2 separate regions of the Homo sapiens genome follow, and region 1 is linked to region 2. A link is a loop called in an ENCODE intact Hi-C map of the cell type or tissue named here. Cell type or tissue: dorsolateral prefrontal cortex. All regions are shown on one strand. Links, peaks and the distances in the headings refer to the core of each region. The heading gives the core; the rest is flanking DNA.

The links. Peaks named below come from ENCODE experiments on the same cell type or tissue, not always from the same donor. Only the 100,000 strongest peaks of a DNase experiment are listed, where the experiment ranks them.
Region 1: a loop joins it to region 2, with 2.9 times the contacts of the local background. A loop is called at or near these places in 4 of 110 quality-filtered maps.

What each region holds. Positions count from the first base shown.
Region 1 is chr19:50,546,398-50,549,283 of GRCh38, forward strand. LRRC4B (leucine rich repeat containing 4B) reads right to left here. Exons shown (of 3, transcript NM_001080457.2): 2 at 2,145-2,476. The coding sequence starts at 2,441. Among named protein-coding and RNA genes, the nearest start is that of LRRC4B, 21 kb to the right of the region's middle. In dorsolateral prefrontal cortex, for the core only: a CTCF peak has its summit at 1,279 (motif pointing left); DNase peaks (open chromatin) are centred at 311, 668 and 1,261; H3K4me3 peaks cover 2,500 bases; H3K27ac peaks cover 2,500 bases.
Region 2 is chr19:50,477,760-50,480,656 of GRCh38, forward strand. EMC10 (ER membrane protein complex subunit 10) reads left to right here. Exons shown (of 7, transcript NM_206538.4): 2 at 170-242; 3 at 1,198-1,307; 4 at 2,352-2,456; 5 at 2,822-2,897. Among named protein-coding and RNA genes, the nearest start is that of GARIN5A, 2.4 kb to the left of the region's middle. In dorsolateral prefrontal cortex, for the core only: a CTCF peak has its summit at 1,534 (motif pointing left); a DNase peak (open chromatin) is centred at 1,545; H3K4me3 peaks cover 690 bases; H3K27ac peaks cover 583 bases.

The DNA of each region.
Region 1 (2,886 bases), core at 1-2,500, 68 kb after region 2:
CCTCTTGCTGTCTGGGATGTGTCCACTGAGGGAGGCCAAGCCCACTGACAAACACTCACAAGCATCCACTCTCGTGGACTGGACGAACACACCCTCCATCCATGTCTCTGGGTGGGGCAGGGGGCGGTGCAAGAACCCCTGGGTGGGGAGGATGAGAAATAGAGGCGTCTGGATCCCTATTGATGCTTTTCACCCTTTGACAATGTCCACCTTGGGTGTGTGCTTTACCAGGTGCATGATATACGGAGGGAGCGGGCCTGTGCATGACTTATCATAAATGAATGTACGTCCGCTGGTGGCGCTCAGCACGTTTGTGGGACTGAATTGTTCACTGAGCCCCCTCGCCCCCCCACAAAGAGAAACGGGTCCAGGTTCTACGACGGGGATGTTGCCACGGCCTGGGGCTGCTGGTGAGTGGCGTGGGTGCCTCCCTGTCCCACGCTCTCCCTGGCCATTTCTGCAAAGCGCGTTTCCCTGGCGTGCCGTCCCAGCCACTGGCTCCTTTTCCTCCTCATTTCTTCCCCACTAGAATGTGAGCTGCCGGGGCTAGGGCTGGGCTTTGCCTGGCTCGGTCACCACCCAGGACAGGGCTTGGTGCAGAGCCGGTGCTGCCGGTGTCTGTTGAACGTCACGTGTATAAGTGGGGGAAGGATGGAGTGCAGGGAAGCCGGGGGCAGGTGCATGGGGACCGCACAGTGCGGAATGTCACCTGCTCAAGGGAGATGTGGATGGATCGGTGGAGACTGCAACTAGGGAGATGCAGGGCAGACTCAAAGCAAACTGGCAGACATGGGAGCCTGTGGGAGGTGGGCGTGGACAGAGGGACAAGGCCCTGCGGGAGCGGGGGGTGGTGATGTGACGACGCCCCTGACGTTTCTGGACCCCTTCGCTGGCCCTTGCCCCACAGCCACCAGGAAGGGACTGCTCCCCTGAGAGGTCCCTTTTCTTCCCTGAATCTGGCTCTCAGGATGGTCAGATGGGAGCAGCCAAGTCCTCCCACCCTTTCCCAGGGACAGACCAGGCAGAAAAGCAGCCGCATTTCTTACGGGAGCTGTTACATCTGGAAGATTAGATCTGGAGGGGCTGGGACCTCTGGCATCGGCACCCTCTTCTCTCCCAGCTTTACAGGCTGGAACAGGAGGAGGCTTGCTTGGAGGCAGGAGTTGGACCAAATCAGCCTGGGGTAATGATCCCCTGGGAATCACTGGCAATGCCTGGAGATATTTTTGGAACTGGGGGTGGGGTGCTACTGGCATCTAGTGGCCGGAAATGCTGGTAAACATCCTACAGCACACAGGACAGAGCCCCCCACCCTGCCCGCCAAAGGATGATAGGGCAGGCCCCAAATGTCAATAGGGCAGAGGTTGAGAAGCCCTGCTTTCTAATAGCACAGCTCTGTCCCCCCAAGCCCTCGCTTACGGCCTATCCTAATCAGAGTCATCATTAATTGAGTGGCAGCTGCCCCATCCTGAGCACCAGCCACAGGCCACCATGGCGCCAAGCACCACAGCGTTCTCAGCCTCTCTGCTCTCCAATTCTCACACCAGCTCCAGGAAATGGGGACGCAAACCCTGCACTGCCCGGCAAATGACCATGGAAACGCCTCCTGTCCTCTGACCACTCGCCAGGTGCCAGCACACAAGCTAACGCCCCAATAAGTACCAGACCCATCAGCCCTCACAGCAACACCTCAACGCAGGGGCTTGCATTGTCCCCGCTTTTCAGATGAAGAAACTGAGGCTCAGAATCATGCCGTCACCTTCCCAAGGCCACGAGAGGGTGTGGTGGTGCAGATGCCACAGGGGTCCCTGTGAAAGGGTTGCTCTCCACACCCCAGGGACTCCAGGGCTCGGCCTAGGCCGACCCGCCTGTCCTGTGCCGGGGGGGCTGGGCAGGTGGCCTGCACTTGGGCCCCGACACGGTGGCTCAGAGACAGGGAGCACTGTGCTCTCAAAGCCCGGAGGGCCTCCACTCCACCTCGGGAGCCCGGCTCCAGCTGATAGGATGCAGACCCGCAGGCCACATCCACAGGTGCCGGAGACGGGGAAGCCCCGGTGTGGGGAGGCCCAGAAGGGATGGGCTACATCTGCATGCCTCCCCAGTGTCCCCTCCAAGGTCCCCCTCTGCCCGCTGGCCCCGCATACCTGGATGCCGTTCTCTTGCAGGTTCAGGTACCGCGTGTTGACCGGGATGCTGGCTGGGACCTCGGCCAGGTCTCTCCGTGTGCAGATCACCCGGCTGGCCTGGTTGCTGCAGGAGCAGGCCACGGGGCAGGAGGTGGCCGGCGGGGAGCCCCCTCCGGCGGCAGACGTCACGGCCACTCCACCTCCACCGGCCCCCAGGGGTGGGGAGAAGAGCCAGAGGAAGAGCAATGCCCCGTGGGGCCAGGACATCCTACCGGGCGGCAGCGGGGGGCACGGGGAGCCGCGGGCACGCGCCATCCTCAATGTTCATGCTCCGCGTGGACGCTGGGGGGCTGTGGGTGGGGGAGAGAAGGGGGAGAGGCTTGGTGAGGGACAGGAGCCCATGTGGCCTGGGTGCTTGCCAACACCCAGGCAGCCCCATCGCCGCCTCCCTGCCCCATGCCCAGAACAAAGGGACAGGGAGGGAGACAGCTGCCGATGGACCCACCCAGCAGGCTGGGGCAGGCAGAGGGAAGCTTGGCCCGCCTGGCCCTGCACTAGCTCATCCTCTCCATGCTGGCAAGATTCTACGCCCATTCTGCAGCAGGGAAAACTGAGGCTGGGGGAGAGGAAGTGCCTGCCCAAGGTCACTCATCCAGTAAGTGCAGAAGTTGTCCAGATTCAAAACCCAGTTCTTTGCATGACTTCAAAAAGGTAGATACATCAGAGGAGTGAGACAGACAGACAGACAGACAAGGCGAGG
Region 2 (2,897 bases), core at 293-2,792:
TATTCATGAAATGGGTGGTTTCTAGTGAAATAAAGGCAAGCAGCAGTGATTAACTTGAAGATAAGGCTCCTCCCTCAGCCCACCAGTCTGTCTGTCCTGGGTTCTGTGGGTGACTACTATGCTGAGGGCTTGGGTGGTCCTCACCTGGGGCCTTCTGTGTCCTCTGCAGGCTGGGGCGGAAGGTCGAGAGGGCGAGGCCTGTGGCACGGTGGGGCTGCTGCTGGAGCACTCATTTGAGATCGGTGAGTCAGGCAACGTCCTCTCCTAGACACTTAACATTGGTGCCCTGAGAAGTCAAGACTTGGAGTCTGGGTGCCTCCCGTCGTATGACATTTACTAACAACCATTTACTAACAGATTTGCCTCAGGTTAGGGGAAAGTGGGACATGAAAGAAGAGAAACACTCTTTAAATGCCCCCTTGCCTGTGAGACAAACCTCAGTTTTTAAAAGGTCATCACAGCAGTAATAATTTCAGAGCGGCTTTCCTGATCAGTCGCCACGTGCCCAGCATTAGCGGTTCCACGCTTTGCAAGTATTAACTCAGATGTCCTCACAGCAGCCATGTGAGGTGGTAGGTATTCGTGTCAGCCCCTTTTTCCAGAAGAGGAAACGGGCTCAGAGTAGGCACCACACAAGGTCTCATCGTGAGTGAGTGGCAGAGCAGGGGCCAGCTTCAAACCCAAACTTAAATTGCCATGATGCAGGTGTCCAGGTTCCCAGAGCTGGACGTCAGTGCTGCCCAGAGTGTAGTAATCGAGTCTGAGGCCCCGAACCTGAGGGCACAAACCCTGAAGCTGGTGCCCCTCTGCAAACCCTGGCATCTGCTCAGTGAACAGCTCCCCTGATTCTGACATGGCCAGGTAGTTGGGAATTCCTGAACTCCACAGCCTCCGTATTTTGCAGTTGGGGAAGCTGAGGCTCAGAGAGGTTGTGTGGCTATCCCTGGGTCACCTGGTGAGGCAGAGGCAGGATTTGGGAGCTGTGGGGTTCATGCATCTGCTACGGGTTGCCTTGTGAGGTGGAACATGGTGGAGGTGTCCCCACTTTGCAGATAGCAAAATGGGGGCCCAGATGGGGAGGGAACCTGGTCACTCGGGTGGAGGCCAGGCCAAAATTTGAAGCTGGACCTCCTGGCCCCTGCCTGGGTTGAAGGGTGGGCGGGGGAGGGGGCGTCTCTGAACCTGAGCTCCTCACAGATGACAGTGCCAACTTCCGGAAGCGGGGCTCACTGCTCTGGAACCAGCAGGATGGTACCTTGTCCCTGTCACAGCGGCAGCTCAGCGAGGAGGAGCGGGGCCGACTCCGGGTGAGGTGGGGCCCTCAGGGCTGGGTGTGGATGGGGATGGAGGGTTTCCAGCTGTCTCTTCAGCCACCCCCTGCTGGTCCCCAGCAGCCTTCCCTCCAGGCCCAGGTGGGCTCCCAGCACCACCTGCCACTCTCAGCCTCTGTCCTCAATGACTGCCCCTGGAGGAACGGCATTGCAGTTCGTCTTAGCGCCGCCAGGCATGGTGTCCTGCATCACGGCCTCTTCCTGCACTGCTCCCTCTGCTGGCAGACCCCCTTCCCCTGCAGGTTCACACAGTCGGCTCCTCTTCTTTTCCAGATCAGCTGAGCTGTTTCATGACCACTTAGATGAGATTTGTTTGTGAGGAGAAAGCCTCAAAATAGCTATGGTTGGACAGGAGCTCACTTCTGTCGCCCTGTGTTGTGGCAGCCTCAAGGGCCCAGCTCAATCCTCCGCAGGGGTCATGCAGAGAGGCCCCAGGGCTCCAGGCAGCAGGATAGAGAGGGAGAAAGAGGGGCAGAAGGAGCAGCAGCATTTAGAGAAAGCTTGCAAAAGCTGGCACAACCCACTTCCACCCATCAGCCAGATGTAGCTGTGAGGGAGGCTGGGGAGTGCAGGCTTGATTCTGGTGGCCACGCGGTGAGGTCTGCCTGAGCACCCTTCCTGCATGGTACCCACATGATTCTCTTGTCACAGCTGTCCCCAAACAGAATTTATTATGCATGTAACTGGTACGTCCAGGCATAGGGTGGACGCCAGGTGCAGCTGGATCCAGGCACAGGGAAGGCGTCCTCAGGACCCACTCCATCGCTGGGCTGGGCTTTGCCCTCCTTGTGGTGGCTTTTCCCCTAGGTGGGGCGGTCCCAGCTGCTCCTGGCCTCACCCACCAGCCGGGCCACCCCAACAGGAAGAGTCCTGGGTCGACTCAGGTTGGCTGGCCTGGGGAGTGTGGGCCGTGAGGTGGGTGGGGCTGGAGAGGGGCCTTCGCGGAGGCCTGGTGGGCATCACAGCCTGTCCAGGGCTGACACCATCCTTCTGACCAGCACCCTCTTCTCCCATCCCCAGGATGTGGCAGCCCTGAATGGCCTGTACCGGGTCCGGATCCCAAGGCGACCCGGGGCCCTGGATGGCCTGGAAGCTGGTGGCTATGTCTCCTCCTTTGTCCCTGCGGTGAGTTGGTGTCGGGGATGAGCCCCCTTCTCCCTCGTCCTCCTCATCCCCTACCCTGGTCCTGCTTCCACCATTCGAACCCCTGTGTTTCTGGAGCCCGCAGAGGCCTGGGAGACTCAGACCTGGCCTTGCCTTCCGAGGCCTCCTGGTCTGGAGGGGTCGGTCCAGGTAGCGGGTGCTTTCATGGGGATAGCATTGTGAGGACTCCCGGGTGGGGGGCGGTTGAACTTGGGCCTGAGGGTAACAGGGAGCCATGGGAAGGTTTTGAAAAATGCTCCGGGGGTCCTGTGGTGGGGGCCGGGGGAGGTTAGGGTGGAGCCCAGGCAGCAGGCTCCCCACCTCCACTGACCCCACTCCCCCCACAGTGCTCCCTGGTGGAGTCGCACCTGTCGGACCAGCTGACCCTGCACGTGGATGTGGCCGGCAACGTGGTGGGCGTGT